Linked DNA regions of Homo sapiens: regions 1, 2 and 4 are each linked to region 3. The links are chromatin loops, found by intact Hi-C in ENCODE. Cell type or tissue: IMR-90. All regions are shown on one strand.

Region 1 (2,500 bases), 160 kb after region 3:
AATCCTTGGAATCCTAATTGGCACATAACAATAATTGTTTCTATCCTGCTATAAACCATAAGTAACTCCTAAAAAAATTCACATGCACACAAAAAATCTGCAGTGTGGATATAAGTTAATGCCCTGAAGCTGGTACATACAGACCACCTCAACGATGGACTCCTTTATGAATGATTTAGGTAATTGACACAATTTAATATTTGCAATTATTTTTCCTTTGAAACAACACTTAAAAAAAACAAATTCTACAACATTTAAACAGTTGAGGCATCACTCTCCTATAAATTTAGTATTAAATTTCAAAATACGTATTTGTTTTAAAAAGCAAATGTGGTTAATCTCGAAATCATTGAACTTTCTCTTTGCTCTGGACTCCTTGTCTGAGGCTGTTTGGGATGGATTAATTTTAACTTTTCTTTCCTGTTTCTTTGCTTTCCCAGTGCATCTGGGGGAAATAACTCTGATTGATTTGGATATCAAAAGATGTACAATGTGAAGATCTAATTTATCAAAACAGAATTCAATAATTTTATTCATTTTGGCTCTCCCTTGAGACTCCAAAGATATATTCAGTAATATATTTGAAAAATCCAGGTATAAAAATGTCTTTTATCTTCTCTTCATCTTGTATACTCCTTGATTTCTAAGTACTTTTCCTCTTAGACTCATATTACTATCCCACTTTCCTTTCTGGGCTCTACATCAAACAGTGTAGGAATTACAGCAGGAGTGCTATCTGTGGAAGACTTACTCCCCTTGTTTGTTGCAGAAGAGCAGAACATTAAACAGTGAGTGGACTATGCAGAAACGCTCTCCCTCTCCGGCTCTTTTCTCCCTCCCTGCCTCTTTTTTTTTTTCATTCTTGCCTCTCCTTCTCTTCCTCTGTTTCTCTCTTTCTCTCTCTCTCTCTCTTCCCCCCCACCCGCCCCCATTCCCAATGGGAGTGTTGTTTATAGAGCATTATAATTTATAACTGAAGAGAGTGGATTTAATTTCAGTGGAGAGGCTCGCCAGCAGGGCGCCAGCCTGCAATCATATGAATCAGCAAGCTGCAAACTCTATTGAATGGAAAGTATTATCGCTGGCCACAAACGGACACTGTTTCTCCTAAACAACTCCCTTGGTGCAGGAAGACCTTGTCTTCATTCATCTATTTTACATATCTACTTCTGTTTTAATTTTGCCATTTCCTAAAAGTGTTTTCTGTTTTAGATTGCAGCTTTTCTCTAACTACCTTATTTCCTGATGCAATATTGAAAACTGCTATTGTATATTTCTGACTGATTTGATATCTCTTCTTTCCTTATTCTTTACCATGTATGACTAGTTTTCTGTTTGCTTCTCCTTCCTATATGCAACTCTTTTTTTTATGAGACCTGTTAAACCTGCCAAAAGACTAACCATTAGCATTAATACTGTAAAATGCTAGTCAGTTTGGATCACCTCAAGTTTTATTTAATCATGGATATTTTGTTTATACTCCGACATTTTTTCTACATTCATGGAAAGATTTATTTTGTTGTCTTGCAAACATCTGGGAGATGATTTCTTATTCTTTACATGACCCATCAAATGTCTTGTAATGTTAGTACTTGTGCCTTTATACCACATTTTTCTCAAGTGTTTCAGTCATTTTTTTAGGAAAAGGGATAGAATATGTGCATGACTTGTGGCTGGTATTTGTTTTTTGCTTTAACTCAAAATCAGCTGCTTTAATGTAGCTGAACTAAATCTCTAGGTTATTCTAAAAATCAAGTTGGACCAACTTTGCTGATACCTTTTTAAGAAGTATTTTACTGAATTCATGTAGCTATTATAATTGTTGGGAATTTTGGTAGTGAATCTTTAACTGAGGTTAGACAGATTGCATTACTCTTGCATCAAATATCATGCTATCTTCATCCAGGCTTTTAAATAATTTCAACACCTATGCCTTAACAATAAAATCCCAGTTGCACAAATAGCGGGTTAACTGATAATGATATTTGCTTAAAGGGAAAGAGGGATAGTACATGAGACAGTAAGGCAGCTCCGATAAAGGAATTTGATTTCGATTTCATTGGAAAGCCAGACTAGTCTGACTACATTTATTTAAAATAAAGGTCTTTAAAGATACTAACCGAAATGCAAAAATTAGCAGATAACAAAAGTGAACTTCTAATAACAAAACTTCTAATCAGAAATTTGATTAGAAGTTCATGTTTTGTCAGAAATAGATCCTTTTTGTTATATAAAAGGAAATTATTTATACATCAGCTTGCATATTTTCTTCACACAATTTAACATCAACAACTCAAAATATATGTAATCATAATTTTTCTCATTTCAAGCACAAACTTGTGAATCCATATATATTCATACATTTTATCCTTTAAAGTGTGAGAATAGAGTTATAGTCTTCACTGTCTCAGCTAGGTTTTTCTTTTCTTTTTTCCTTTTTGCCTTTGATTACTCCATAAGAATTACACACAGAAGCAGAAAATCAATATGTTTACCTCTG
Region 2 (2,500 bases), 280 kb before region 3:
CATCAAGACATCCAGTTGGAGAAGGAGTTTTTGATGAGTATGTTTAGACATGCAATCATGTATTATTTTATTTCACACAAATAACATTTCTGTGATTATTAACATTCATTTTAGCATTATACATTCTTTGTAGTCATGAGAATAAGATACAGAATTTTCAAGGAGGAGATTTGAATTGCAGGATGAGGAGTTGAACTTATTCTTTCAGCCATAATAATTTGGACTCGTTGAGAATCTTTTGGTAACATACATTCCAAAAGCTGTCTGTAATATTGATTTTGTGGTTGCAGTGGGATGAATAGCAGGAGAAAAGAAAAGGTTATAAGGCTAGTTAGGAGTGAATTTCAACACTGTCTAAATGTTAGATGTTGAGAGCCTGAACTAAGTTTGTTGTTGTGAGAGGATTACCAAAAACCATGGTAAGTGGTTAGACGTTTAGAAGAGAAGAAAGTTAAAGATGTTTCCAGAGTCTTGACCTGGGGACCAGTGCTGCTTAGTATGAAAGATGGCATCATTTTAGCAGAAATAGAATTTGATTATTAGACTTACACTATGTTAAAAATCATGTAAAGCAAAAATTGTATAGCATATTGTCTTATAAGTAATAAAGGGTTCTCACTTAAAGTTTCAGTGGTAAAAGTCTTCTGATATTTTCGCATACTTTTTGCTATCTGTTTAAATGGCAACTTAGTTTTCTTTTCTTTTCTTTTCTTTTTGAGACATAGTCTTGCTCTGTCACCCAGGCTGGAGTGCAGTGGTGCAATCACGGCTTCGCTTCCTGGGCTCAAGCGATTCCCTCACCTCAGCCTCCCGAGTAGCTGGGACCACAGGTGTGCACCACCATGCCCAACTGATTTTTGTATATATATATTTTTTTGTAGAGATGGGGTTTTGCCATCTTGCCCAGTCTGATCTTGAACTCTTGAGCTCAAGTGATCCTCCTGCCTTGGCCTCCCACAGTGCTGGGATTACAGGCATGAGCCACTGCGCCCAGCGTCTTATCTTCTTTTGAAATGCTTATTTTTTTCTTAAAAAATGGAGAATATATTTATTACATCACCTAAAATATGGCAGTTGTATTGTGTGAAACAGTATACAGTTGGCCCTGGATATCCATGGATTCTGAATACGTGCATTCAGTCAATATGGATAGAAAATATTTGGGAAAAAAGTAAAAAATAATTCAACAATAAAAAATAACACAAATAAAAATGACAGTATAGCTATTTACATAGCACATTGTATTAGGTATTGTAAGTAATTTAGAGATGATTTAAAGTATATAGGAGGATGTGCATAGGTTTTATATGCATAGGTTATGTGCAGATACCATGCCATTTTATAAAAGGGACTTAAGCATTGGAGGTTTTGGTGTCCACAGGGATTCTGGAACCAACCCCATGTGAATACAGAGAGATGACTGTATTTTCTTTTCAAAAGTTAGTATTTGTAGTGTTTTCTTGGAGCTGTGTATATGCGGTACTTCAATGACCTAACACTAGGTGTCGCTACCACATTGAGCTAAGAAAAGTGCGGCTGCTCCTTGAAAGGAAATTTTTGCCCTAAAGCTTTTTGTGTAGTTTTTATACACTAAAAGCTTTAGAGCAAATATGCAAGGGCATTCTTGAGGTAAATGCCAATTAGTCTACTATTTATTAGAGGTTGGGTGCCAATAGACCTTGCCATGTTAAGATTGTTAGCCAGGAAACAGTTTTTATGGGTTTCATTTGGGAGTAATATAAAGTTAGTGATTTGGGTACACTGGCAAGCAGAGAGAGGTTGAATATGGATGAAGTCCAGTGAAAAAAATTGCCTTTGTTGAGAATAGGACCTTATTTTGTTTGGTGCATTCTCTTCTTCCTGGAAAGAGAATAGGTGGATCCTTAGACTGTAGATACAGTGGGAGGACATTGGTTGTTATGGATGAATAAAAGCAGAAATGAAGAGTAATACTGAAGTAATTTCTGGAATTTAACCATATTGGTGGATTAAAATATCTTTTCCTGTAGTATGTTTCTTAAAGTATCACTCCAGAGAACTCTTGCATCTGAAACTTAATTTTTCCCTGTGTGCGAATAGTGGCGTGACTCTTGTTGATTTGACATAGGCAGTAGACATTACTGTGAGTTTGAAATTTATCATTGTAAGTTGGACTCTTTCTTACTTGAGATCTTTTTGATGATTTTCTACTCTAAAACAATATATTATTTGGACCTAAGCTGATTTATAAGTCTGTGGAATGCAATTTTTTTCTGATAAATGTTATTGAATATACATACAGTAAAATGCACAAATCTGAAGTGTACAGACTGAAAATATATATATATATAACCTTCTAACCATCATCCTGGATTAAGATCTAGAATATTTCCAGTACCTCAAAAGAATCCCTTGTGCCACTTCCTTGGCAGTACTACCCTCTTTCCACCTCCAAGTAACCATTATTCTGCTATTCTGACTTCTATCACCATAGATTCTTTTTTTCTATTCTTGAATGTCT
Region 3 (2,500 bases):
CCTATTAACTTGTTCGTCCTCAGAGGGGTCATCTTTGAGTCACAGCTTTTGGCATCTGAATTCTAGATTCTGCTTTTTCTAAATGGAAGTAGTTGATGAGACTCGGAGACCTTTGTACAAAGCCTCTCATTTCTTGGACTTGGAGCCTCCATATTTCAGTAAAGTGCTTTTACAAAACTGGAAGTATCACTTTTCTTTTTAGCATCTGTATGAGGCATTCCTTTTACCACTCAAAGACTCTGTTTATAGCTTTCATTTGATGGTTTATTGTAATTTTAACTTACGTTGATCAGTAGTTTTCTTGATACAGACCACATCACAATTGTAAATACAAAGCAACCACACATTTCAGCCTTATATAGTTTCACCTACTTAAGAGAATCAATGATAATGTGATGTTTCTTGACTTTTCTTTCCACATCACTGTTTACTTGTGGATTGAAGTTTCCATGTGCATGTTTTAATTTTTGCCAAGAAAAATCAATCAAGTGCACTGTAGCTCTGCTTTAGATTTTATGCCTCATATGACATAGAGTATATAAATAGTATAAACATGTTAAATGGAGAAAAATCTTGTGGGGGGATATCTTAGTTTAGTACCTGGATTTTTATTGATTATGTGTACTTTATTGTTTTAGCTCAAATGCAGTTTTGTTTTTCATTTGTTATTTTCAGATTTAAAGTTTTCCTGGTGAATTTGTTTTCTCAAATTCTTTTATCACCTTTTTTAAAAAAAAATGTTGCTATAGCACTCTGCTAGTTTTAACATTTACTATTTTCTCAAGACAGAGCAGATGAGTTTGTTAGGGAAAGTGGATAGAAAAGAGTGACCTCATAATACCTTCCTGAAAACAAGATGCTTTCATTTCAGAATCATTAATGGAAGAAGCTATTAAATGAAGATTGTACAGTTGTTGTTTTTAAATAGGTTTTTAAAGAGAAGTTTTAGGTTCTCAGTAAAATTGAGAGAAAGGTATAGATAACGTAGTTTTGGGGGGAAATAAAATTGCCAGTGGGATATATTTTAAAGGAAACCTGATATTATATTGCCTCTAAATTATACTTTAAAATTTAGTGCTATGAAAATTAATTTAAAAATATTTTAAACCTAAATAAACTCTATGTAGATATTTTATATTTTTGTGTATTTCATTTTGGATATAACACATTTCTTTTCTCTGTAAGTTTTGCCTTTAAATAAATGCCAGATGATGTAGTTATCCCTTGAAACTAATCCAGAATTTCTTCTTTGCTTTTTACTGCTTGTGGAAATATTTTTTCTTTTCTATGTATTTTTTACATGGGCAAATCATAAACTCCAGATTTCAAAATAGTTTTATTTTTAAATGGTTAATGAGACATGCCTCTAGAGGGCAATATTTTCTCATTGTAATCAAGGCAACCCTGGCATGAACCTGAGGTACTAGGGATGTTAATGTCTTATCAGATCTTAAATAGCCTTTCTTCCTTTTTATTATGTTTTCTGTGATTTATTCTTCAACGTCTTCTTAGAGAATTCAACTTTGGAAATATATTACTATCAATTAATATCCTTTCTGAGTACTACATGCAGATCCAGTTCCTCTGAGTGAATACCATTGAATGAATAGAGGCAAATTTTTTAGTTATATCATTTGAGTATGTGGGGTCATTATGCTAAATGTTTTTTTATTCTCTATGTGTTGCTATTCAGGGACTTGTTATCTGTATACTTTATAATATCAGAGTGATTAAACTTCATTTTTGAGGCATTGAGGCATTATAAGGGCTAATAGTTATCTACTCTTTTCTATTAACATTGATTGGACACTTACTGTTGTTGTTTACCCTTTAAATATAATTTTTATTTTTTATCAAAGAAATACATGCATTTATTATAAAAGTCAAAAATATAATTTTATAGTGAAAGGAGGCACTTTTTGGCCTATCCTCCCCACTCTCGGGTGTCATTCCCCAGAGGCCTCTTCTTTTAACTCTTCTGTTTTTTTCTCAGTTGGTTTTTTTTGGGCCCTTTCCTGGAAATCCTATTACTTGAATAATGTATCTTCTACATTGAGCCCCTAATCTTCTTGTCTATTTTCTATCTTTTTTTTAACTTTATGAGAATTTCCCCAACGTATGTTTCAGTCTTCTTGTTGCATTTTTATTTCTGCAATCTTTTTAATATGATTTTCTTTGAATTTTTTTTATTATCACACCCTTTTCTTATTTTATGTGTAATATTTTTCTCTCTTTAAGAGATCGTTATAAATTTTGAAGCTTTTTTGTGCTCCTTTTATTATGCCCTCCCCTCCCCTCCCCTCCCCTCCCCTCCCCTTCCCTTCCCTTCTTTTTCTTTCCTTTTTTTTCTTTCCTTTCTTGTCTCCCTTTCTTTGCCTTTTTAAATCGAGACAAGGTTTTGCCATTTTGCACAATCTGGTCTCGATCTCCTGGTCTCAAGCAATCTGCCTGCCTCAGCCTCCCAAAATGCTGGGGATTACAGGTGTGAGCCACCAAGCCC
Region 4 (2,500 bases), 200 kb after region 3:
ACAATTAGTTAGTTAGCTTATTATTCTTGCCTTACTGGGCAGTACACTGTTTGATAATAGTGACAACTAACATCAATTTGGCACTTACTATTGACAAAGCATTATTTATTATTTTATAGCCATAGCAACTTGGTAAAGGAGAGATTATTATTCTTATTTCATAATAAAGGAACCTGAGCTTCAGAAAGGGCCCTCGGCTTGCCGAAGGCCGTATGGTAAATCAATGACCGAGCTGGTGTGGAATGTTAGCCTCCTGGATCCTGATCGTTCAGCCTCCGAAACATTCCTACTGAAGAGGCATTAGGACTAGAGCGTATTTCTTTTGATTATCAATGCGGGTGGTAGTGAGGTATCCTCAGCTGTTTGGCTGGCTCTCTTATTATATTAGTATCTTTTTACTATTATCTTGCTTCTGTTTCAGCCAAAATTTGGATTTTGTTTCTTTGCCACACCCATAGGATCAGGTACAGTTAACCTGTTTGAGCCTAATAATCAAGTATTGTACTGAAATTCCAAATAGAATTGGAAAATGTACTTTTTTGATGGGCTACCTTTCCTCTTTCCTGCCTCATCCAAACAGTCTCCATTAGAAATAATAAAAACCCTCATAGGATTTTAAAGCCAAGTTAGCAGCCCTGAGTCAGGACAGGTGTTTATTTTTAATTCATACTCAGAAAGCACTGTTTACCCATTTACCAGACAGAGCAAGAAAGGACAAATAGTATATATAAAAAAAAAAAGAATTATAGGTCATACAGTTGTCTTTTCATTCCATAAAAATTAGGAGGTCTCTTTTAAAACATTAAGATAATGTTGAAATAAATACATTTTAACCCGAACCTAAAACCAAACAATGACAGGAATATTTCTCCTTAAATGCAGACTACCTGGCATTCGCAGGTATCTGCTAGAGGCAAAGTCAGAACGAATGAGGAGGCCTGCAGACAGTAATCATACTTCCATCTCATGGAAATCACCCACTTGCCTGACTCACAAGAGCACTGAAGTGTGTGTGTTTATGTGTGTATTTGTTGTGAATTTGTTTTGATTTTATCAGGCTTGCCAGCTGCATAAGCGGGCAAAGAATGTAATGTGGAAACCATCCATTGCCACTGGAAAAAGGATCCAAGAGGAATTCCTTAAGCTGGGAACATGAGCTGTGAGCAACATGTTTAAATAGCTAAATATCCAAAGTTTGAGTCATGTTCATTTATTTTGGGGGATACACTCTCTTCTTTGAGGCTGAAAGAGTCCTTCTGGCTTAGACTATAACAAATGTGGTGCTGGAGGAGGTGAGAGACTGGAAGCCCTAGCGAGTTTGCTCAGGTTGTGGTTAATGGTGAGAGAGGGTACCATGACCCCCTTCGTGAAGTACGTTCCACGTTCAATCTGAAAAATCCATGGGCTTTTAAAAAAGCCTTTTCTGTACTTTCCAGTGAGGGAGAAAGGTAAGGGAAAGGAAACTAACTTTTTTTTTTTTTTTTTGAGACAGGGTCTCGCTCTGTCGCCCAGGCTGCAGTGCAGTGGCGCAATCTCGGCTCACTGCAACCTCCGCCTCCCGGGTTCAAGTGATTCTCCTGCCTCAGCCTACTAAGTAGCTGGGATTACGGGAATGTGACACCACGCTCGGCTAGTTTTTGTTATTTTTAGTAGAGACCGGGTTTCACCATGTTGATGAAGCTGGTCTCAAACTCCTGACCTCGTGATCCTCCCACCTCAGCCTCCCAAAGTGCTGGGATTACAGGTGTGAGCCACTGTGCCCGGCCTCTTTTTTTTTTTTTTTTTTTTTTTGTAATTTTTATGTGCCAGACACTATTCCAGGTACTTTCAGAAAGGTGGTGATTTTTTTTTTTTTTTTTTTAAAGAGATGGAGTCTCGCTCTGTCTCCCAGGTTGGAGTGCAGTGGTGTGATCTCAGCTCACTACAAGCTCTGCCTCCCGGGTTCACGCCGTTCTCCTGCCTCAGCCTCCTGAGTAGCTGGGACTACAGGCACCCAAAAAGGTGGTGATTTTTCTCCCCATTTTGCGGATGAGGAAACTGATGAGATCTGAAACGATTTGCGCAATCTATCACAGCGAATAAGGTTGGGATGAGGATTTTAACCCAAGATCTGGCTTCAATGCCCATGCTTTTCTTAACTCCCTTGAAGCCTTAACACTCTCAACAAAGAGTTTACTTTCCTTTTTCCCCTCCTCATTTTCTTTTTTTTTTAAAATATTACTTATTTAATTTTTAATGGTCGAGTTTACTTTTCTTCTTATTTTACTTGTGTTTCTTCTAAAGGAGCTGTCTGGGCTAACTACTCCATTGGTTAGAATATGATGCCTTTGAGCCCAAAATCTTGTTTGATCTCAGAATAGGCCAAGTTAATATTTTACAAAGAAAAGCTGAGAATTAAATGGCATCACCATTAGCCTGCCATTGTCAGAAGAATATGAGATGAGCTAAGAGTATATCTGACTCAGAAAAACAACTCAAAAGCATGTCTTGTTGTTCTCAG

Evidence for each region. Peaks named below come from ENCODE experiments on the same cell type or tissue, not always from the same donor. Only the 100,000 strongest peaks of a DNase experiment are listed, where the experiment ranks them.
Region 1: a loop joins it to region 3, with 6 times the contacts of the local background. A loop is called at or near these places in 5 of 110 quality-filtered maps.
Region 2: a loop joins it to region 3, with 6 times the contacts of the local background. A loop is called at or near these places in 20 of 110 quality-filtered maps.
Region 4: it touches region 3 in a loop (5-fold over the local background); 11 of 110 quality-filtered maps call a loop at or near these places.

The regions. Positions count from the first base shown.
Region 1 is chr17:61,156,688-61,159,187 of GRCh38, forward strand. All of the region lies in intron 22 of BCAS3 (BCAS3 microtubule associated cell migration factor), which reads left to right. Among named protein-coding and RNA genes, the nearest start is that of BCAS3-AS1, 22 kb to the left of the region's middle. In IMR-90, a CTCF peak has its summit at 1,035; a DNase peak (open chromatin) is centred at 1,054; H3K4me3 peaks cover 628 bases; H3K27ac peaks cover 1,218 bases.
Region 2 is chr17:60,719,441-60,721,940 of GRCh38, forward strand. The region is part of intron 5 of BCAS3 (BCAS3 microtubule associated cell migration factor); the gene reads left to right. Among named protein-coding and RNA genes, the nearest start is that of BCAS3, 43 kb to the left of the region's middle. In IMR-90, a CTCF peak has its summit at 1,512 (motif pointing right); a DNase peak (open chromatin) is centred at 1,511.
Region 3 is chr17:61,001,090-61,003,589 of GRCh38, forward strand. The region is part of intron 15 of BCAS3 (BCAS3 microtubule associated cell migration factor); the gene reads left to right. Among named protein-coding and RNA genes, the nearest start is that of BCAS3-AS1, 130 kb to the right of the region's middle. In IMR-90, a CTCF peak has its summit at 1,377 (motif pointing right); DNase peaks (open chromatin) are centred at 12 and 1,392; H3K4me3 peaks cover 179 bases; H3K27ac peaks cover 294 bases.
Region 4 is chr17:61,200,292-61,202,791 of GRCh38, forward strand. All of the region lies in intron 22 of BCAS3 (BCAS3 microtubule associated cell migration factor), which reads left to right. Among named protein-coding and RNA genes, the nearest start is that of BCAS3-AS1, 66 kb to the left of the region's middle. In IMR-90, no CTCF peak of the experiment used is centred here; DNase peaks (open chromatin) are centred at 230, 1,100 and 2,480; H3K4me3 peaks cover 180 bases; H3K27ac peaks cover 1,747 bases.